Regions from separate parts of the Mus musculus genome. Here regions 1 and 2 are each linked to region 3. The links are chromatin loops, found by intact Hi-C in ENCODE. Cell type or tissue: heart. All regions are shown on one strand.

Region 1 (8,000 bases), 180 kb after region 3:
ATCTACAAGGACATTGACACCAGGGTGCAGGGAGCATCAGGGATGTCTTAGCAGCTGGGAGCCTGAAATGGCCAAACTTCACAAAGTTAGCATATAAAACCAGATAACTTTGACGGGTATCCCAAGTGCCAGCTGTATCAAGCTTAGGGTGACCTACATACAGATAATGTGTCAAGGTCAAGATCTGAATGATCTGCCATGCCTTGGAAACAAAGGGTGACCGATTCTGTTGTCAACACCAGGAAGCCAAGAGGCTAAAGAGAAACAGCATGCCCGTTCTGAGGCATCCGCCATACCACACTTGTCACGGGTACCTGACAGTCACCTAGGGCATGCAAGCAGCTTGACATAGGCTCCAATTTAGAAGCTTCAAGACTTCACATCATAACAATCTATCATAGAACGTACACCACAGCATAATATAACTGATCTTATTTCTCTCTCTCCCTCTCTCTCCTCTGTCCGTGTCCGTGTGTGTGTCCGTGTGTGTGTGTGTGTGTGTGTGTGTCCATGTGTGTGTGTGTACATGCATGTAAGACAGTTAAAGAAGTCTTCGAGAAAAGGATAGAGGTTGTTTTGACATGTAGAAATCTCTAGTTTCCTCGGATAATAAACACATCTCAGTTTCCATAGTTGGTAGCTATGAGTCTATCTGAATTAATGGGAGTGACAAAAACCAAATGGAATTTAGAAATATCTAAAAAGATATTCTTGTTGGGTGGTCAGTGATGAAGGTAGAGTCATTTCATGTAGCCCAGGATGACCTTCAATTTGCTATATAGCAGAGGCTGCTCTTAAAATTCCTGATCCTGCTGATCACACCTCCGAAGCATTTAACTCACACCACTACATTCATGTCTTTTTCTCTATTTTCATTTTTCGGCATTCCCTTTTTGAAGTAGGTTTCCAATATAGCCCAGGTTGATTGATCTAGCATTATTGTGCAGCCCAGGCTGCTAAAATAATACTTTTTTTAAAAAGTAAAAATGGCTTTAAGGTCTATCCTATGAGACAGAAGCCTCCCCTGAGACTGTTAAAATGTCCAAGAGGCTGAAACTATCTGGGCCATGGGCCTAGTGAAAAGTCGGCTATGGAATACAGCAATAAAATGACTCCTACTGCTATGCCCACAGCTCAGAGCATTGCTCGATTCCATCAGAAAAGCTTCTTCTTGCACTAGAAGACTGTTAGCACAGGGATCTGCAACTGGGCACTATGCAGGGAGTAAGGGCCTTTGGAGCACATGATCTTAAATGGAATGTCTTCATTAGAGCCCTGCCCTCGAGCTTCAGGGAACTGTGTAGAAGAGGGGAGGAAAGACTATAAGAGCCAGACGTGGTGGCTGACACAATAGGACTGAGGCACATATGAGCTCATAAGGGCTGTGGCAGCACGCACAGGTCTAAGCCAGATGAGTCCAGAACTGAGAGGGGGAAGTGGACACAGGGTTCCACCACTACCCAAGATGTTATTTGCCATTGCTACCTTCTGGGAAAGAGGAAAATCCGTTTTCTCCAATGGAGTGTCATTGGGTATATCAACCACACTCCAGGGCTGGCTTTGGGGCCAAGAGGAGTGACCAACACAACACAAACCAGACATGGTGGTGGTGGTGGTGGTGGTGGTGGTGGTGGTGGTGGTGGTGATGTGTGTGTGTGTGTGTGTGTGTGTGTGTGTGTGTGTGTGTTTCATTTTGGCATTTTTTAAATATTACTGGGTTTTTGTTTGGTTTGATTTACATTTTTTCATTTCTGTTCTTGTCATTTGAGAGAGAGAGAGAGAGAGAGAGAGAGAGAGAGAGAGAGAGAGAGAGAGAACATGAAGTTGGTGGGTATGAAGGTGGGGAAGATCTGGGAGGAATCAAGGAGGTGAAATGTGATCAAAACCTATGGAAAAATAAACAATTTTAAATAGGTACAAAGAACTTAAAATATTGTTAGGATTTGTTTACCTAAAATGTTAGGGAATGTGTGCCTTCAGATTTCTTCTATTCTCTAGAGCTCTGAGCAAGGACAACACCATGTAAAACTCTGTCCTCAGAGGCACCGATGCCCAGTGTGCCCCACACTCTGTGTTCTCTCTGAGTAGCTCAGGTGCACACAGCGACCATTCCTAAGTCTCACTATTGACTGCTTTCTCCAAACCTGACTCTTGGGTTGTCCTCAATCCAAGCCCTTCCTGCTTTCCTTCAGGAAGAATGACACGGTTACAGCTCCAGGCCGGCTTTTGTTCTCCAGTATCTGAAATCCTCAAAACTGCTTCACTTACTTGTTAGCAATAAAGCAAAATTGCACAGTTAAGAAAATTGTTGAGACTATAAAAGCACTTGGCTCCTCTCCCCTAATCCAGAAGGTACTGTGTGTTCTTTGGATCCCAGACAACGCTTTGGGCAGTTCCAGATAAGGTATCCAATAACTTCACTCTGTGTCCTCATTTTTCTTGCCCTCATTCCAGAAAAAGTTGGACAGCTGCCTCCTAAATAATTTTATTGTGAGGAAAGTTATTATGAAAACATACTCCACTGGTTTTCACTGACCTCCAAAACACACTCCCTAATTAAGTGCAAATGGGAGCTGACTTGGAGCAGGTTGTCTCTGATTTTGGACTTGGGAGCCTTCTTAAAGTTTATGAACTCTATACTCGAGCTCTGTCTGCCAAACGAGGAATTTCTTATTTCATTTGGTGACTGCTCTGAGGTTATATAACGCTTCCCCAAAAGCCCTGGATGCTGAAGATGCGTAAACCATCTGTCTATGCTGAAAAGTCAGAGAAAGAGAGGGAGGGAGGGAGGGAGGGAGGGAGGGAGGGAGGGAGGGAGAGAGAGAGAGAGAGAGAGAGAGAGAGAGAGAGAAGAGAGAAGAGAGAAGAGAGAAATTCATTGCCCCTTCTATCTGTCTCCGAGTACAACTAATTATTTATCCAGAGGAATTTCCTTGTGGCTTTTTATTTTAATATTGAGTTCCTACATAACCATAAAATTTTACAGTACTGAAGAGGCAATGATGGTATTCATGCCCTCACGTCTTTTTATAGGAGCCTATTTGGCTTTAATATTTAAAGAAACCCGAGGACCTGGCAAAGAGAAGCATGAGAAGAGAGGCCCAGAGGAGGCAACTTGTGCTTCATCTCGGGCCTCCAGTCTTTCCCTCCCCAGCCAGCAGGGGGCAGTAGTAATAGAGGCCTGGAAGCTGCTTCCTTCTTGAACTATGAAGAGACTTAAACAAGGAGAAATGATGAAAGCCAAAGGGGTTTCTCTGACCTCCTCTGGTCCTCCCTGGCAGGAGTAAGCCTCTGGCGGATTAACTTCCAGGTCCTTCGCCTGCTAACTTAGGTTGTGGCAAATATTTGGACGGCAGCCGTTAAGTGGTAGTCTCGAGCCCACGCTCTGCCAAGCTGAATCCCACCATCATTTGATGCAGCCTTTTGACAAAGAGAAACGAAGCTGATGAGTATTTCTGATGTCCTGAAGGTGAAGACACTGAGGCTTAAAGCCGTGTGCAGATTGCTCAAGGTTACAGAGCTAAAACTGAAACCCAGACTAAGGAAAGAGTTCAAAGTTTCTCATCGTTGACCCAGGTACCAAGCTTTATTTGAAATTTTGGTTTCTTTGATTTCGTTACTTAATTTTTAATAGCATGTAGTTCAGGCTGGCCTTGAACCTGTGATCCTCCTCCTTCAGTCCCTGAGAGGCGGGATTGCATGTGTACGCCACCACAGGCAGTTCATCGTTAAAATTATTTTACCTGACAAAGCAGATACAAGTATTTTTTTTTTTAGCTTTTCTTTTTTGTTAATTTCTGACATGGAAAACTTGAGGTAAACAACCATCAGCTGAAGTTGAACACTTCTACATCAACAACCAGTAATGGACAGAATGGTATTCCACCAGCCTGGCTAACAATGGTGACATCATTGAATGGTTTTGTGAACTTTGATGTTGGACACTCTTTCTTTCAATGGTGTAACATCATACCAACTAGACACTCCGTATCACCCTGACTCTCTGTGGCTGTTTGAGCAACATGAGACTCTGTGAGGAGCCCAAGGCTTGCTCTCGGGCATCTGGGTTCGATGCCAATCCTAAGCACTGTTCTGTGTGAAAGGATTCATCGTTGGCCAAGGATTAATTGGATCTGGTGATGGTGAAGCAGGCAGATGCAGGGGAAGCCATTAGCCTGGCTTAGCGCCATAGGAAGTGCTGGGTCCCAGTGATGACTGGGACACTGTATCAAAACTTGGAAAACAAGGAGAGAACTCAAACAAATGTCCAGATGTTTTGGTTGTGGGTGCCAAAGGTCCAGATGTCTGACAAACTCTCCGAGAGTTAATTGCGTTTGTCGGTGCTCGCAGGCAGACTTGGTACATCATGATCACAGGCTATGGCTGAGGGTGAGCGGAGGTTAATGTCCTTCCCGGTCCTGCACAGGGCTCCTTTGTCATTAAGGAAAGCTGCAAAGGGATACAGACTTCCGTGCCTGCCGAAAACATTACTGAGAGGCAAAAGGCAACTGGGTTTTCCACAGGCTCTTAAACATCTTAAATCTAAAATAAGTAATTGTTTTTGTTTTTGTTTTTTTCTTTTTTATCTCCTAGGCTGTTTTTTTCATCTTTAAAAGATATCATGAGAGATCTAAATAGGGCCCAGTTCTCTCTCAATCTGTTCATCCCAAGCAGGCTGGTATTAAAACGTTGAATCCAAAGTTCAACTATCTTCTTCTGTCAAATACTATGGAACTATTTCATTGTCATATAGGCTTAAAGTAAGAGAAAAATAATGATTTTCCTATAATCTAACTTACATGGGTCCTGTCGTTAACCAGTCAAAGAAAAGCAGGTAGGAAGACAGCTTTGAAATTAAGATTTCAAAATACTGTAGAATAGTGTTTCCTATAATAATTATTGAACATTCCATTCCTATGAGCCCTGGTTTTCTTTTTCCTTTTTTCTTCCTTTGTCCTTCCTTCCTTCCTTCCTTCCTTCCTTCCTTCCTTCCTTCCTTCTTTCCTTCCTTCCTTCCTTTTTTCCTTCCTTCCTCTCTTTCTCTCTTTCTTTTCTTTTTTCCTTTTTTCTCCTTTCCTTTCTTCCTTTCATATTAAAAATAGCGTGTGTGTGTGTGTGTGTGTGTGTATATACGCACACCCGAGTGTATGTGCATGCATCACGTGCTCAGAGTGCCCACAAGGGTCAGAAGAGGCATCTGTCCCCTGGACCTAGAGTTACAGACTCCAGCTCCTCCATGGGAACTGAACCTGGTCCTCTGTGAAAATTATAAACACTAATCTTAACCACTGAGCCATCTCTCCCACCTTCCCTTCCACTCTCCCTTCCTTTCTTCCTTCTTTCCTTCCTAACATGGTCTCATGTTTCCAAGCCTGACCTCACCTCCCTCCACAGCAGAGAATGAATAGCCTGGAACCTCTGATCCTCTCTTCTCTACCTTGCAAGTGACAGGATCCTAAGCACGTACCACTGTGACCACTTTGTATGATCCTGGGGACTGAACTCAGAGCGTCCTTCATGCTAGGCAAGCTACCGGTGAGCTACAACCCAATCACAACACGTCCTCCTCCTTCTGTTCCGCATCTCTAAGAAGGGCTACACCAGACACACATGGAGGCAGGATACTTGACCCGAACCCAAAGCCAAGCAACTAGTAAGAGTATTTTTAACTGAGTATACAGTGTTTAAAGGAACCCCAGCAGCTCAAAGAAGTTGGAGATGTATTTGCCTCAGTTTGTAGAGATTGCACAACTTGACCTGATCCGCTCAGGTCACATGGAAGGAGAGAAAGGTAGTTAGTGGGTGCAGAATGCTCTGTGTGCTCCTGTGCATTCTATATGACTAGTCGAGTTCAAGGATGGTCTATCATCTTAAGAAAGCCCTTTAACAGTGAGAGGCTTCAGTTTCCAAACAAACAAACCAAAAGTTTAAAAGATAATTGTTATGGGGTTCCTCCAAACCCCTTTCTACAGCAGTCATGATCTGTATCTATTTGACCTAGTTCAGAGATATAGATGAAGCAGACAATGGTCAACACAGTACCCGGGGTCCACCTTGAAGGGCAAAGGATGAAGTATTAGAAGAACACATAAAGTCCGTGCTTCTCAAACCGAGGCGCCTTCTGAGGTCCCTGGGATCCTGAGAGAAAGTCCGAAAGAAGCAGTTGCTCAGTGCATCCAGTTTGCAAATGTCCCTGAAAAGCCTACTCTTGGATGGTGGCATAAGTATTTTTTGTGGGACGGAACTTAAAGCTATCATACATCTGAAGGAATAAAACAGGAGACAGTGAAGATAACATTGAGCGTGAGGCTTCCTTCTACACAACGATCCCTTGCAGAGGGAATTCCATGCTGAAATACCTGAGGACATTTCATTGCTGGAAAGCTGTGTGGGGTCTGCAGCACACCCCTCATGGTCTCTCTGAACACAGCATGGCAAGGATAGGGATCTAGCAATGACCAGAGGAGGGTAGAGGGGCCACCAAAGCTGTCTCCCAGCTTCTTGGACAAGATGCTTGGGATCGTTGGATTATTTAAGGTGTTTGGGAGCTTTTTTTTTTTTTTGAACACATGCTGCCCTGGAAATCACTACTCAGCCAGGGCTTAGCCTTGAGCTCACAGCAACTTTCCACCTCGGCTTCGCAAGTACCAGGATTACAAGCACCAACCATCAGAGCTGATTTTTTAAATCCCCCATTCCCTGAGATTCCTGGCTGAGACTTGGTTTATCATCTGAGAAAATGTTTGTCATTCCTAGGACTCACTCGCAATTAGAATTTTACAAAGCCCCAGGGGGTGGTCCCACATAGCTAGTGTTCTAGCAATACTGTGAGTTCTTGCTGTGGAGTACTATACTCCTTCTGAGAGGCTGGGCCAGCTTATTCCCAGAGTACATGCTCCTTTGCCCCTCCTAAAACCTCAGGCCTGCTTCCCTGACTCACAGGAAGGAGGGTGTGTGTGACAGAGTACTACTGAATGCTGTCAGAGGGGAAAGTGTACCAATGTGTTCTCACCAGAAATCTCCCAGTAAGAGCTGAAGGGGTAAGGTAGTCATTAAGACAGCTTGCTATCGCTGTTCTGTCAGATGACTGTAGTTTGGATGCTAGCACCCAGATCCCAAGGCTCACAGATGCCTGTAGTTTCAGCTCCAGGGAATGTGAGGCCCAGTTCTGGATTCCATGGGTGCACACACACACAAAGCATACATGTGCCCGCGCGCGCGCGCGCGCGCGCGCACGCACACACACACACACACACACACAAATAGGATAAATCTTTTGTTAAATAAAGAAAACAACAAAACAGTCTCCTAATAGGAAGATGAGCAGATGTGGGAGGAACTGAACCAAGGGCCTGTGAAACCTCAGGTCATGTGACCTAATACAGGCTGCCCACCATGGCTCCTGTATTAGCTTGGACCGACCAGTCTGTACAGAGTCCACAGCTCCTGGTGTGTTTTCCACAGTTCATTCCTTCTTTCTTCCTCACTCAGCCGAGAACACTTTACATGAGCTCCGCTCATATGGTGGTAAATCTTGACTTGAACTGACACAACACACACGGATTTTCCTCCTACAGTCTAGGGAGAAAACACCTTGATTCCACATCTTTAAAAATGTGCCCACACTTGGGCACAGTCTGCTACATCTGACTACACTGTGGATTGTAACACGCCATGCCCATACCATGTGACCACTCCCAGATCCCCAAATTCTGAAGTTCAGAATTTGTCCGGCCCAGAGGTTTTAAAACAAGGCTCTGTGAGTCTTTTGCGGCCCAGGCCCAACCCAGAACAATACAAATAGACTAATCCTATATCCTCGGAATTTTCAAATCTTGAGATTTTTTTGTCCAGCCTATGTAACAACTGATTCTTGCCTTCCTCTTGCCCTGCGTGGGATTAAATGCGGAGCCTTTCATCCGCAGGAACGGACCACGTCAGTATACCATAGCCCTCACACACATTTAATATGAATTCACCAGTGCTGATTTAATACATAT
Region 2 (8,000 bases), 520 kb after region 3:
GAAGAGAAACTTGGAACTGGCCGATCCAAAGAACAGGCTGAAGAACTGTTTCAAGCGATGTCTGTTTGTAAAAGTTTTTTTTTAAGAGCCATCTGTTCTTCCAGAACGAACAGTTCCCATCACTGGCCCAGGAGGTACACAGGGTCTCCCACTCTGATTGTCCCTGGATTTTCCAGAGCGAAGTATTGTCCAAAGATGGGTAACTTTCCATATAGTGCTTGCTCGGAAGGGTCACACAGGCGGTAGCTGCAACAGGAAAAGATCCCGATGAGTCACAAGGACAGGAAGAACTTGGACCCCACGTGGCTTTGTCAGGGCTGAAGCAGGTATTCACCCAGCCAGGTGGGTGGTGCCTAGAGCAGAGTTCCAATCAGCTCTAATGGACCTGCACCCTCGGGGATGGGGGGTGGGGCAGAGAGTAACAGGCCAGTTGGAGGCACCAAGAATGGCCAAAAGCTACATCATCTCGACTTTTCCCTACAGTGACATTCCTTTTCCCAACATTAAGAAATAGGTACTTGGGACTGGAGGGATGGCTTAGTGGTTATGAGCACTGGCTGCTCTTCCAGAGGACTAGGGTTGGGTTCCTAGCACCCACACCAGAAGGCTCATAACTGCTTGTAACACTTGGGTCATATCTGCTCCAATTCCTTCCTCTGGCTCTGCTATGACTGTATACACGTGGCACACAGAAGACTAGAAGCAGGCAAAACACTCAGGAACAGTAAACAAACTGACAAAAAAAAAAAAAACAAATAAGCTTAAAATTTAAGAAAAACTTAAAATTAAAAAAAAAAAAATCCCATATGCCGGAGTATGTAAGTATGTATAATGGGATCCTATCTGACTTGCTGCTCTCACCAGACATGCCTGGAATTTTCCTTTTCTCTCACAATTCCTCCACAGTGTCACCTAGTCCAAGGTCACAGACAGACTCTCGGCCCCTCCACTGCATCTCTCCCTTCCCGGCCCATGGTCAGCCAGAGCAGGGGCCCTTGGAGGCTATCTTCTGATTTGCTCCCTTCTCTCACCCGCATTGTTCCAGCGTTGCTGCCGACGCGGCAGACGTACGTGAGAAGTTGCATTATTTCTTAGCCAGCTCTCTTTATTTTTCATCCCCGTCCCCACATCAACTTATTGTGGACACTATTCTATGTTTGTCTTTTTAAGAAAAGGGTTTGCTTGTTTTTACTCCAACATCTGAGTTTCTCCCTGCATTTGCATAAGCACATGTGTGCAGGGGCTGAGGGTGCCAGAAAAGAGCTCTCCTGAAGCTGGAGTTCCAGGTGGTTATGGGTGTCCACAATGGGTCTTGGGAACTGAACCCTGGTTCTCTGGAAGAGCAGCTCTGCTTTTAACCACTGAGCCATTTCTTCAGCCCCATGCTGCCTTGACTTCATTTGGACCTTATTATTCTTTAACTAAGAACGCCTCTCTGGCTGCCCCGTGCATAAAGAATAACACCGCAGGGGCTGGGAGAGATGGCTCGGTGCTTTAAGAGCATTGACTGATCTTCCAGAGGTCTGAGTTCAATTCCCAGCAACCACGTGGTGGCTCACAACCATCTGTAATGGGATCCAATGCCGTTACATTCTGGTGTGTCTGAAGACAGCTGCAATGTACTCATGTACATAAAATAAATAAATAATTCTTTAAAAAAGAAAGAAAGAAAGAAAGAAAGAAAGAAAGAAAGAAAGAAAGAAAGAATAACACCGCAGCTCTACCACATGGTGTGCAAAGCTCTGTACCCAGCCCCAGACAGCTTTCTTAAACTTTTCTCTCCTGAGACATGCTGTGCCCATGTAACACTGCAGGATGACCTACTGTGCTTTATCTGGCTTGCTGACTCCTTTAGCCATCCCTCCTCCCATATAGCCATCCCTCCTCCCCCATAACCATCCCTCATCCCTATCCCTCCTCCTCGTCCCCAGGAAACAGAATCCCACCTTTCTCTCTAGGCTCTGCTCAAATGTGACGTGCTCCATGGAAGAAGCCCATAATCCCATAAGGAAGCAGCAAGTTCCTGGTTTTTTAACTTCTCTGTTCTTGTCATGTGTTGTCCTATAGGTTCAGGTCACATGTCTGTCTGTTCTATGGGACAGAATGACCTGGGGAAGTCAAAGTGTGTCCAGTTCCCTTTATCCACTTACACCCAGTTCTGGGCTTTGTCAGCCACCTCTGGCTCACACTGCTTGTTGGATGGCTGAGTGTTGGTGAGACCCTTAAAGACAGTGTGAGCTAGATGTGGTCATCCCAGCACTCAGGAGACCGAAGTTGGAGGATATCAAGTTTAAGGTCAACCTGGCTACATAGCAAGACCTTACAGGAGGGTGTGGAGGGGGTGTGTGGAGGAGGGATACGTACCTCTGCCAGGCAGAAAACTCAAGAAGCCATGGAGTGTTCTTACACACAGCCTGGAAATGTCATGGTAAGACCCTGCCCACAGCACCTTTCCACCAGGAAAGTTTCTTTTAGTTTCTCACTTAAGCTGACCTCAACATTATTATTGAAATTAATAATTTTTCCTACTTTACCTTTAAAATATTACCTTGTAAAAACTTGGCACTACCTACTCTTCAAAACATAAATGTCTGATGAGAATAGAGACTCAAACAAGATCCCAAATGTTCAGGGTCAAAAGGTACAATCTAGGCTATCCTTGACCTATTGATCTTCCTATCTCTGCCTCTTCAGCATCTCTTTCCAGTTGTGCTACCACAACCAACAGAGATCTAAATTTTCTGTTGAGGAAGTAGATTTGGGGCAAGATCTCATGTGGTCCAGGTGGGTAAGGGGCTAACTGAGGCTCTGATGACTTAGAACTCTGATCCTCTCCTGCTGGAATATCAGGCCTGTGTGACAATGGCCAGCTTAGGAGGTGCTGGGGATCAGATGGAGGTCCTTATGTGTACTAGGCTTCCTAATGTAGCCCTGAAGCCCGGCACATTGCAGCTATTCAAGAAAGGAGTGGATAGATGGATGAATGGATGGATAGATGGACAGATGGACAGAAGGATGGATAGATGGACAGATGGATGGATGGATGGATGGACAGATGGATGGATGGATGGATCAATCTATCAATCGATGGATGGATAAAGCTGCTAATCTGGGCTATCTCAGCTTGCATAGAGTGTTTCCAGATGGCATAGCCTGCAGTAGCCTTGGACCCATGAATTCAGGTATCTCTTCTTACTTCTCTCTCTCTTGGTTGCCACGTGATGGAAGAGACACTTGGGCATGGGGTGGGAGGGAGAGAGCATTTGTTTATGTGGCTTGGCATGTCTTATTCCCAGGCTCTGCACTTTTGGGCTGAGGAGTCTACCTCTCTCAGGGACTCCATGCACCTCTTACACATTTGCATATGCATCAAGCACTTCCCACAATAGGCTAGCCCTTTTTTACAAGCCTTAATAGGAATGTGTGACATCCTTGCTCTACATTTGCGTCTCAGAGGCAAAACCTTTGTGCCCCAAATCCCATCTCTAAATGCTAGTCTGGTATCAGAGCCCAGAAGGAAGATCAGGAGCTCAAAGTTATCTCATCCGCTAGCAAGAATGATACCACACTTCATATCTACATATTCCTAGGCAACCCTCTTCCCCAAGCCTGGTAAGAATCCAGAGATACAACCAATCACATTATCATTATCCTGGACAGTTCCTAAGTGTCAGGTGAGAGAGACCAAGTGAGGTCAAGAGCGGCCTCTGGTGGACATAACTAGGTATTACAAGAGGTGTGTACCAAACCTTTCTATCAGTAGTCTGATGAATGAATCTTCTCTCTCTCTCTCTCTCTCTCTCTCTCTCTCTCTCTCTCTCTCTCTCTCTCTTTCTCTCTCTCTCTCTATCTAGCTATCTATCTATCTATCTCTGTCTCTATCTCTATCTATCTATCTCTAATATCTATGTCTGTATCTATATCTACATCTATATCTATATATCTATACAAATATATTGATATCAAATAGAGATACAGATATCCGCATATCAGCATATCTTTTGCATATGCAGGCCTGTGTGACACTGGCCAGCTTAGGAGGTGCTGGGGATCAGATGGAGGTCCTTATGTGTTCTAGGCTAGCACTCAAGACCTTGAGATATAGCACCATAATTACATAGATGTGTGAGGTTGTCAAAGAACATATTAAATTAGAATTTGAGATAATGTATCACTTTGTAGCTCAGAATGACCTGGAACTTAACTATGTAGACCAGGATAACCTCAAATTGTGCCAGTCCTCTGGCCTCAGCCTCCAAGTAGCTGCCACCATACTGAGCAATAAATTACATTTCCACCCCCACCCCCCCCAAAAAGACTCATGTATTTCATTTTGGTGCATCTAAAAATGCAATTACTCTGATCAGTAAGAGTCCCTAAGAGATGTTATTTATCCTAAACAGAGGTCCCTGGACTGGACATTGTAGCTCAGGGGTACAGCACACATGTTTGAGCCTCTGGGTTTCCTCCCAGCACTGAAAACAACCATCAACAAACAACTCTTCCTCCTGCCAGACGTCTCCATCCTTACATGATGGTGTGAGCCGAGTCCATTGTAAAGTGCTGTACACGAGTGAGGAGCAGGTGTGAGTCACACTGCCTTCTGTGCTCACACCAGTGACCTGGCTTGACCACAGGCAAGGTCCCTAGCCACTCCCCATGTGGAGATCCCAGAGCGATGGGCAGCCTTAGGTCCACCTCTCTTCGGAGGCCTCACTGTCCACCTTCAGGGCTGGGTTCTGAGTTAGGCATCATGTGGCAGCTCCCAAAGGGTTGACACATGGACACTGTCCCCACTCTGGGCTACCAATGGGGTTGGGTTAAGTGTCACTGAAAGCAGCTAGCCTTAAGAATAGAAAGTTCTGGGGGCTGGTGAGAGCAGTGGTTAAGAGCACTGACTGCTTTTCCTGGAGGTCATGAGTTCAAATCCCAGCAACCACATGGTGGCTCACAACCACCTATAATGAGAGACAAACAAACAAACAAACAAACCAAAAAGCCCCTATTGGCAGGAGCAAGTGGGGGCCAAAGCAAAGGGAAGTGGGGGAATAGAAAGTTCTTCTGACTTCTCTTACTCTCAAGTGTCAAATAGATACAGCAAGATGTGGAGGGGCTTGTTTGCTGGGGCCTGTGGTCAGGACCTGGTCACCTATTGAAAAATGATACAAGTTGCTTTATTCCAGCTATGTGAAATCCTCTTACAAAAAAGAAAACAAAACAACAAACAATCAAACCAAAAAAAAAAAAAACCCACAAAAAAGCAGGGGCTAGAGAAACGGTTCAGCATTTAAGAGCAATAGCTGCTCTTCCAGGAAACCCAGGTTCAATTCACAGCACGCCATGGAAGGTCCCAACTGTCTGTAACTGCAGTTCCGGGGGGATCCGTAACACCAGGCATGCATGTGGTGGTGTGGGGGATCCGTAACACCAGGCATGCGTGTGGTGTGCGTATATATGCGTTCAGGCAATACCCATACACATAAAAATATTAAATAAATAGATCTTTACATAAAACAAAACAAAACAAAACCCCCTGAAACCTCAAGATCCCAAGCATGCTAGGACAGAACTCGGTGACAGAACGCTCTTAGCCTATCCAGCATCAGTCCTTCGCTGGACTAATCCTCTACCGCTTTGTCTCGCTTGCCCCGCTGGGTACAGTCGGTCAGGCAGGTGGGTGAGAGCTCAGCTGCCCTGCCTAGCACAGTCAGTGCAAAGCAGCGCCATCTCCCGGACATCAGCAAGTTGCCGCCGGAGGGCTGCGTGCTCATGTGGTTTATACCCGTGCACCCGGAACTCTCCTACTCGATTTATGACCACCTGTCCCGGGAAGGGCGTAAATCACTATGTCCGTGGCACTTTAAATCTCAGGGAGAGATAGGAGAAGACACCTAGGCCGGTAGCACTGTCTCCCTGGTTATTAGAAGCAATTAGGGCCCGACTGCTGGGCTTAGAGAAGCCTGCAGAAGATCAGGAGGTGAGTACAGGCCCCTGTGATCACTCCCACGCTGTGATCACCCCCACGCTGCCGCTTCCTGCCCTTACTCTGTGTTTTGGGTCCATTACTCTTTCTACAAACATAGCCTCCCAAGGGAGGGGCTCTGACAGCGCAGAGAACCAGCCGCAGTACCCAGAGTGCTTTGAGGAAGAGATGGGTCTGCAACTGTGTGAGCCTTTCAAGACTAGAGAGAAAGGAAGTCTGAGATCCCGCAGTGTGTGAGGGAGAGATCAAAGGTGACAGCCAGCTCCTGAGTCTTTTATCTGACCTACACGTAGACTCATCTAAGTTTTCCTCATCTCCTATTTTATGAGGATCAGAGCCATGTCTAGTGATATATATAGTCCAAGCTACCCAGGAGACTGAGACAGGAGAATCAGAAGTTCAAGGCTTACCAAGTTCAAAGCCAACCTGAACGTCCTAGGGGAACCCTGCCTCAAAACAAAAAGTAATGGCTGCTTTAGAGCACTTGCTGCTCTGGCAGAGATCCGACCGAGTTACGTTCCTGGCTTCCACGAGGCGACTCACAACTGTCTACAACTATAGCTCCGGCCGGTGGTGGCGGCGGCGCACTCCTTTAATCCCAGCACTTGGGAAGCAGAGGCAGGAGGATTTCTGAGTTCAGGGCCAGCCTGGTCTACAAAGTGAGTTCCAGGACAGCCAGGGCTATACAGAGAAACTCTGTCTCGTAAAACCAAAAAAACAAAAACAAAAACAAAATACAACTATAGCTCCAGGGGATCTGATGCCCTCTTCTGGCCTATGTGGGGACCATACACATACAAGCTACACACACACACACACACACACACACACACAGAGGGGGAGAGGGAGAGGGAGAGGGAGAGGGAGAGGGAGAGGGAGAGGGAGAGGGAGAGGGAGAGGGAGAGGGAGAGGGAGAGGGAGAAGGAGAAGGAGAAGGAGAAGGAGAAGGAGAAGGAGAAGGAGAAGAAGAAGAAGAAGAAGAAGAAGAAGAAGAAGAAGAAGAAGAAGAAGAAGAAGAAGAAGAAGAAGAAAAAGAAGAAGAAATAAGTAAAAATGATGGCTGGAGACAGAGCTTAGGGTAGAAGCTTGCCAAGCATCATGAGGTCCTGGATTCAATCCCTAGAACCTAAAACCAGAACAGATTGAGGGCCTGGCCTAAGGAGACTTGCTGACAGTAACAACACTGCAATTGCTGGGTCTCTTCCCACTGTCCAGCCTGCCTGTCTTTCACTTTGCTGTGTCTCCTCCATTCCATGGAAGATAAAAAGACCAGATCCTCCACTGCTCTGATGGCATATAGATACAAATAAGAGCTGTCGTGTGTCCCCAAACCTGCTCCTCTGGGGAATTTTGCCTCACATAGTGACATTTCCCACAGTGCCTTATGGGAGTCCCTATCCCACCTTACCCCCATTACCCTCTGGAGATACCTTCCAAGACCCCCCCCCCCGGTGGGAACAGCAAATTATAGGCAGTATGGAACCCTGGGCATAATTATCTTTTCTGTACATACCAACTGCCTAGTGGCCAGGACTCCCTAAAGCTCCCATTCTGCATGGGTGTACTATTTCCACTGTTTCCCCTTACAAATGTTAATAAACATGGCTCCTCAGACGCCCAGACCCCTGGATGAGACCCCACACGCCTGGTTCTACCTCTTCAGTGTTTCCAGAGGCTCCTTCCTGTCCGAGATGCCAGTGTCTGGATCCACTGTTGTTAAAAGGCACCTAGACACACACACACACAAAGCATTGCACGGGGAACAAAGCAGAGAGGGCCTGCCATCACCCTCGCCCTCACTCCCACCCCAACCCCACCCCATCCCCCACCACCATGACAGGAAAGGGTCTTACCGGGTACAAGCCATCACCCGTTTCAGTTCCACATCTCCAATGAGAACCTCGTTCCAAGAATCCTAGAAAGTAAAGAACAAATTCCCAGGAGCTCCTTTGGGCACTCACCTGTGCAGGGACTTGTGGGAAGTCATACCTAATGATGTCATTACATCAGAGGTACT
Region 3 (8,000 bases):
AGTTAATAGTGTGAGGGATTGGTGCCTGCCTTTCCATGTGATGGGTCTCAAAATGGGCTGGTCACCAGTTGGCCATTCCTTCAGTTATTTTTGTGTATGTATCTGTGTAGGCATGATGTAGTACCAGTGGAGGCCAGAAGAGGGCATCAGACGCCCCTGAAGCAGAAGGTACAGGCAGTTGTGAGCTGCTGTCATGGATGCTAGGAACCAAAACTGGGTCCTCTGGAAGAACAGCAAGTACTCTTACCACCCTGGGATCTCTCCAGCCTCATAGTTTAGACATTTTGGTAGGTTTTAGTTTTATAATGATTAACTGTGTGGTGCCCAAATGGTTAACGACACCAAGCATCTTTTCTTTTGCTTTCTATCTTCTCTGACCGAGTGACCGGTCAAGTCTTTTTATCTATTTTTAAAATCGGTTCATTCGATTTCATTGAAACTGTCAGTTTTCAAGAGTTCATTATCAATTCTAGATACAAAACGCTCAGCTATGCATGAGATTTGACAATATTTTCTCCCAGCCTCCGGCTTGTACTTTGGTTTCTATCTGAGTTTCCTTTCTGTTTTAGTGATAAGCCATGATGACAAAAAGCAGCTTTTAGGGGAGGAAGGGTTTATTTAGTTCACAGTGCCACAGTAGCAGAGAAGTCAAAGCAGCAGGAATTTGAAAGAGCCAGCCATGTCCACCCACAATCAGGAGCAAAGAGCAAGGCTCTCTCATGCTTCTTGCTTGCCTATTCTTGGCTAGATCTCTTCACTCTAGACCTCCTGCCTAGGGAATGTTCACTAGCCCTTCTGCCTAAGGAATGTTACCACCCACAGTAGGCAGGATCTTGAAGTGGTTCTTTGGAAAGTTGGACGGATGGTGTTTTGCTGGGGCAAACACATGAAGGAACATTTAGCTGAGAAACGCACCAAAGAACTTCTGATAGAGCTGAGAAACTTTTGGTGGTGTGCTGCAGTTTCTTGCTGCTTCCAAGGACTCAGGCTGGTTGGCAGAATGATGTCAGCCGAGGCAAGCCACGTGCTGAGGCAAGACCTGTGGAGGACCCGTGATATTTAGAGAGTATAAATAGGACTCAGTGGGCAGTGATGGAGGAAGGTGAGCTTGACCTGCTTACAGAGCTAGTTGTGCAACTCGCTTCTTTGCTGATCTTTGCTTCCCTGAGAGAGGCACAGCCAAGAACTTCTCCTGGTCTCCTGGTATCTCCTGCTCCCTCCTGCTGACTCAAGTCAAGGCTGAGGCCTGGCTGTCTCTGCTAGGTAGTGCCACCATTTGCTATCCAGTGTTTGCTATCCTGACTCTAACGAACTTGGCTGCTGGTGTATCTGTGAGGTGTTTGCTAGTGGATTGAGCTACCGGTCTGCTAACCTGTGAACTGAACTGCCGATTTCCAGACAACACAGACAGGAGTTGCTCCAAAGAGCCCTTCTAAACAGGTCCACTTCCCCCATATCCTTTCTTCCCCACTACCTCTGGTGGGTGGTGAGCTATAAGGGAGGTTAAAGCGTTTGAGCACCATCATTAACAATAGGTTTGAAAAAAATAAAGTTACAGGTTCTTCCCCCATCAATTGAGGAAATCATACCAAACCAACATAGGTCAACCATATCTGGACAATCTCTTTCCAGGCGAGTGCTAGATTGTGTCAAGTTGATAGCTGTAACCAACCAGCTCAATTCTTTTGGCAGAACTTTAGCAGAACAATACTTTTCACTAAAAATAAATAAATAAAATCTTACTTTGGTTTTGTGGACCATGATCTTGGAATCATTTCTCACTTTTTGCCTCAACCCAAATCATGAAGATTTTTCCTGACATTTCCTTCTGGAATCTTTAGAGTTTTATGCTGAATAAAGAAAGCGAATAAACCCTCACTGGAGTTCATCGACACCTGCTTCCTAGAGAGAGTCATCTCTGCCTGCTTCCTACCCGAGGACAGAGTGAGCAGCTATTCACACCCACGGTGCCATGATTCAGCTCCGCGATGGACTGCATTCTCTCCAACCAAGAGCCACACGATAACCCCTTTCTTGTGTTGTTTTCGGTTGCTTTTGTCAGAGCAACAAGAAAAGTAAAACAAATCCATTATTTCACTGGACCGTTTAAACTAACTTGCTTTTCTTGTAACAAAGAAGGGCTTTTTAAAATCTCTTCCCATTCTTTCTGGGGGAGTACAAAATCATTGACCTGTTAGATCCTGGATTTACATTACCCTCCCTGTGTGTGTGTGTGTGTGTGTGTGTGTGTGTGTGTGTGTGTGTGTGTTACATGAAGATGGGAGACCTATGTTAGACTTAAGCATGGTTACCTGGCTTCCTCTTGCTACAACAAGGATGTTGTGTTCCCCAAAAGCACAAGCAAGAAGATGAGGCTGTGTGACGTGACACCACAGGCACTGTAGTGAGCGTAAAACAAACGCACAGATTGTACCTACAACTAGATCCTATAATTAATTGTACCACAAGAGATTCATCCATGCTGGTTATGCCAGACCTTCTGGCACAGCAGGGGAGGAGACTGGCGAATCTTCAGCCCCAGTGTGTCACTTCAGCGGATACTTTGACCTGATGGCAGACACGTGTTGTTGGGATGCATGTCTTTGCTCCTCATTTACAGGTAGAATGGCAACAGCAAGCATTTGTGTGTTCTGTCCTTGCCGGAGAGTGAATGTCTACAGAATGTTCGTGGAGGTGGGGACTTTCCGGTTTCTTTCAGGTATATACATACTTCCTTGGAGCATTCGGTTTTCAGAACCATGCTTGGCTGTGGTACAGGGTTATACCCAGGCTAGGGCCACACTTCGATGATCCAAATGATCGTTTCTGTAGTGTCAAAAGAGTTCACACTGTTGACACTTCGTCTTCATTCCACCAAAGAAAGTAGAAGCGTATTGTTGCGACAGAGGAAGTAAAGGCGTTTTCAAGGTGGAGATCAAGCGCTTTCCCAAAACTTGGTCAAGAGATTTTAGTAACTTAAACAACTGTTAAGCGTGTTGCTCTGGCCAACTTCAGAGACCTTGTGACTCAGAGCGTTCACAGAGCTGATGTAACTGTTCTGGAAGTCTTTTGACTTGAACTTAAGAGTCACTTCCACACAGCTGCATCATGTCCACCTTCAACAGCAATTTGGACCCAGAAAGCACGGAAGGAACAGGGGCAGGAAAGGCCCAAACTAAACCCTGAGAGGAGAATCACACAACAAACCTGGGGTGTAGTTCCAGTCATTGGCCACCAGGGGTCTGTCTTCTCACAAGGAGCTGTGCGCAGAGGGCGTGTTTCTGGGACTTTGAAAACCCAAAGCTTTTCTGGATGTTTGCGGTGCATCCAGATGTTGGTTGTAAAGGTGCAAAAGCAAAGCGAGTTCTCAAAGCCAGGACAAATAACGGGCAGCTTCTCGTTTAAGGATTTAAATGGAGTAGCAGATGGAACTTGTGCCAATCCTTGGGAGAACGACGGAGCGGTAGGTGGCCAAGAGAGTGGAGACCCAGAAAAAGTTAAAAACACAGGCCATCTGTTCCCGGATCTCTTTCTACTTCACCTGGTTTTCACTCTCACCCCTGTGCCGTGCTACAGCTGAAAAACATCACTACCAAAACGTGCTGGGAGAATTTTTATTTGTCTGTCCTAGCCTCCAGAATCGGGACTGGCCCTGCATTAGAATTGGATAACCCAAGTGCCTTTTGACATTTAAAAGTTACACATTGGAGGCCAACCCCAGGAACAAGAGTTGTCTCTTGAGATCTGTTAAGAAGCTCTGCAAATTAAAGAGTTTGTGGGGAGGGGGGGGGCGTCTCTCTAGTGCTTTTAGTTGCTTTGTTTTGTTTTGAAATAGCCAAAAGATTTTCATCACTTAAGGAATTATCTCCTTCGTTCCCTTGCTACTCTGAAAGTGGAGTAGCCACTTCTGAAAGTCGACATTCCTGAGAGTCCAAGATATATTTTCACACTTTTAATTAAAATTTGAAAAGATGTAGCTCTCCGGTCAGCTAATGTGGGATGGGTGACTTACTCGAAGCAACTGTTACTCCATCTAGACATCATAATGGACTCTGGGCCTGAAGAGCTTGTTCCCTTTGAGGGAATGTTATTTTCCTTTGGCTTTATTTGTTGATGTTGATGCCTTTGGGACAGTGATCTCAGTGTATCTAGTGGCTGTGCCCACCAGGCTGGTTAACCAGAAACAAACCCTCAGAGAAGAGTTGCCTCCCGGACCCTGCCTTCTTTATTCTGGTCTTTCGAACACACATAGATGTCTTCATTACAGCTCCGACTCCTTCCAAACTGCACACTCCTTAACCTGATTTCTCACCACGCATGCAGCTGTTTACTAATTTATTACTCACTAAGAACTTCATGCTGTGGCTAAAATTAAAACGGGGACAGCGGTCTGCTCTCTCAAAACGATGCCGAACTAGTGGAAAGAATTCTAAAAACGTATTTTTAAGATGTATACATTGTTGTGCACACATGCACATGTCTGCCTGTGTGTGCATGCATGAGGTGGGGGCATGCACTTGTGTGCAAATGCCCTCAGAGGTCAGAAGAGGACATTGGATTCCCTGGTGCCTCAGGCAGTTGGGAGTCACCTGACTTCGATGCCAGGGGAGCAGGGGGGGGGGGAGGAACTCATGTCCTCTGGAGGTTCAGCTACCTCTCTTAACCACTGAGCCACCTTTCAGCCCCAGCAATTCCTTAAATACACTTCTGGATCTAACTGAATATTCTGAGCATGAGGTGCCACAGGCATTTGTGACCTAGAGGCACTCTCTGATCACCCACATGACACATCTTCAGCTTACAACTATTATGTCTAGAGATCACTGTCGCTGAAATCTGCGGTTCAAGAGCTATGTCAGCAGAACCCTGATCCACATGTTCAGATAAAATAGCTGCGCAAATCCTCCTTCCAATATCATTTCGTTAAGCTGAGATACCCAGTCGATAAAAAGAAAACCAGAAATTCTCTCCGAAAAGCCATTCTCACTTGGCTCCAGTTATCTGGATATAATTGTTTTTACTTTATTATTATATTTAAGCCATGACATCTGTTTCCAAACTGTTCTGGGATAGAAGAATTAACAGGAAGCAGGCTCTGCAACTGCACTCTCTTCTCCCCAAGCCGAGCATCTGTGGGGAGTGATGAACATGGTAAAGAGAAGCAGCGAGAACCTGAAGGGACTCCCAAGTGCTCAGGAAACGGCAGAAGTTTGAGATGGAGAAGACCATCTCTCTGTCTCTTCCAGGAGCCAGTCCCAGCATGCACGGTACCGCAGACCTAAAAGCCAGGCAAATGGGCTTGTCCCTGGGAGGGATGAAATGGGAAGAAAAATTTGCATGTTGTTCCAGATGCCAAAACCCATCTGGTCACTGAGATTTCAAAAGCGCTAACCCAGTGGCTGTGGGGCTCTGTACACTAAGTCTGTAGAAGGTAGTTCCAGCCCCAAACCTCCCTCTGTGTGCTTGCATGTAACTGCTGAAATCTAACTCATCTGCTGGATATAGACGTTGCCTTCTTCTTGCTGTTTTCTACTTAAGGAAGTTATAGATGTATTGGTTTCATTAAAGTTTTTTATATGTTAGCCAAGACCCAAGAACAGGCACATAAAAAGTAGATTTGGGTTTCACCAGCAGATTTCCCTGACCAACAGGACAGCCAATGCTTTCATTGATCCCCCAAAGAACACTCGATGGTTGGATTTTATGTTGTGGACACAATGACACCAGGAGCTCCTAGAACGGAGGACGATGTCATCCTTGATCTCTTTCCTTTTTAATTTTCTTACATTTGTTTATTTCATGCATGGAGGAAGCTCATGCTATGGCATGCCCGTGGAAGTCAGGGGACAACTTGATGGATTCAGATTTGTTTTGATCTTGGGTGGACACACACACACACACACACACACACACACACACACACACACTCAGTCAGATGTAAAACACTCCCACCACGATGGTAGATAACAAAGATCTTCAATTTCTCTTTAAATAGCCTTTACATGTATTTATACATTCTGTAATTACATTATTAAAAGTCCTCAAGACTGTGTTTTATGTGTTTTCCTTGATGAATTAATTAATGCTGAAATTTTGTGTCGTATTGTTTTTAGTTTAATTTTAAAAATTCATACTCATATACTTTCTTAACATCATTTCTACCCCTTTCCTCTTCTCCTCCAGCTTCTCTTATGCTTCCCTACTCCTCCACAAATTCATCACCTCTTCTTTAATAACTGTTGCACATATATATATATATATACATATACATATATACATATATATGCATGCATATGTATATATAAAGTACAGCCTGCTGAGTCCATTTTGTGTTGCTTAAATGTATGTATTTAAGGCTGAGCACTTGGGATTGGATAATGCATTAAGTGGCTCGGCTTGGCTTGACTCTTCCCTCAGTCTTCCCTGCAGCTCTTCATCTAGGGATGAAATATCTTGTCACCATCATAGTAAATAAAAGCTAAGTCTTTCTACTCAAGACATAGATTATTAAGACTAATAAAATGTTATAATCCAATCAGAAAGAAGAAAACTCAATGAGTGATAAAACACATACAGGGAAATCACCAACCGGGAGGAATCCCGTGCAAATATCCTGTTGGCATGCCAGTGGCTACCACTGTTTAGGCTGCCAGATTGAGATGTCATGGCTGTAGCTTTCTAAAAGACACCAGTGTTCCCCCTGGTCCTCGGGCTCTTATAGTCGCTCTGTGTCCTATTCTGCTAAGGCCAAGGCAGAGGGGTGGTCATGTACATGTACAAACTGGGGTGAGACACCCCACAGTCAGCTGTTCTCTGCATTTCAATCAGTTGTGGGCTTGTGTAGGAGCCTCTGTCGTCTGTAGAAAGCAGCTTCAATTGTGAGAGGCAAGAACTACACTCATATCTGAAGATATGAACTATAAAATGCATTAACTTTAGTTTTGTCTTTTTTTTCCAAATTCTAACCTTTTGAGCAGCAATATTTTTTTTTCTGTTCCTATAACCTGCTACCATGTTGGAACATGATTTGGGGGGTTATCTAAATCTATGCTCCCAGGCTGTGGTCATTTATATTTTGCTCCAGAATAAACTAGAGAAGTACGCTTTTGTGTGAGCAAAAGTACATAAGTAGGCTCGCATTCACATTTATTTTTTTTTAAGTACAGCTTACTCTGCACTTGAAAGTTTTAGTTGATGCTTTAAGTGATGGTACCTCTCCCCGGAACTAGAAACGGAGAGTTCACTCTCAGTGTTTCATCTCTCAGAGGACCATTTGAAGTATCGCCAACACCTTTCCATTAAGTGAATGTGAGACACGGGAACCAGTTCTCTCTTCTTTTAATACATTGGTTCCTAACCTGTGGGCTTTGACTCCTTTGGCAAGCCTCAATCTTAAAAAAATTTACATTATGATCCATAACAGTAGCAAAATTACAGTCATGAAGTAGCATTGAAAATAGTTTTACGGTTGGAGGTCATGGCAACATCTGAAACTGTATTTAAGAGTCACGGCATGAGGAAGGCTGATGGACACTGCTTCAGTAAGAGGCTCAAGGCAGAGTGAGCCACCATGCAGATCACAAAGACCTGGATTTCAAGAAATAACTTAAGTTTTCTGAAAGCTGGTCCTCTAGGGCTTGGTTCTCTTTCTCTCATCCAACGAGGGCATAATACTTCTCACTACTCTTTCCACCCAAAGGGTCAGAGGTATATTTTGTTTCCATGTGTTTTTAGGGGCTATGTGTATGTACAGTGTGTGCATGTGTGTATACATGCATGTGGAGGTCAGATAGCTTATTCTTTTGTGACGCAGTTGTTTTTTGAGTCAGAGTCTCTTACTGAACCTGGAGATCAGTGATCCAGCTACAGTGGGTAAGTCCTAGGATCTTCTGTTCTGCCTCCCCAGGACTGAGATTACAAGCATGCTCCCTACACACCCTTTACATGGGTGCTGATATCACATACAAGTCCTCCTCCTTACCCATCAAGCATTTTGCTGT

Evidence for each region. Peaks named below come from ENCODE experiments on the same cell type or tissue, not always from the same donor. Only the 100,000 strongest peaks of a DNase experiment are listed, where the experiment ranks them.
Region 1: a loop joins it to region 3, with 2.5 times the contacts of the local background. A loop is called at or near these places in 10 of 42 quality-filtered maps.
Region 2: a loop joins it to region 3, with 4 times the contacts of the local background. A loop is called at or near these places in 9 of 42 quality-filtered maps.

The regions. Positions count from the first base shown.
Region 1 is chr1:184,444,941-184,452,940 of GRCm38, forward strand. No RefSeq gene overlaps it. Among named protein-coding and RNA genes, the nearest start is that of Gm34229, 17 kb to the left of the region's middle. In heart, no CTCF peak of the experiment used is centred here; DNase peaks (open chromatin) are centred at 2,521, 3,161 and 4,301; H3K27me3 peaks cover 276 bases.
Region 2 is chr1:184,787,596-184,795,595 of GRCm38, forward strand. Mtarc1 (mitochondrial amidoxime reducing component 1) reads right to left here. Exons shown (of 7, transcript NM_001290273.1): 5 at 7,837-7,898; 6 at 7,639-7,710; 7 at 1-246. The coding sequence ends at 120. Among named protein-coding and RNA genes, the nearest start is that of Gm51725, 10 kb to the left of the region's middle. In heart, CTCF peaks have their summits at 3,702 (motif pointing left) and 5,730 (motif pointing left); a DNase peak (open chromatin) is centred at 5,718; H3K4me3 peaks cover 289 bases; H3K27ac peaks cover 508 bases.
Region 3 is chr1:184,263,044-184,271,043 of GRCm38, forward strand. No RefSeq gene overlaps it. Among named protein-coding and RNA genes, the nearest start is that of Gm34177, 62 kb to the right of the region's middle. In heart, a CTCF peak has its summit at 134 (motif pointing right); a DNase peak (open chromatin) is centred at 3,168.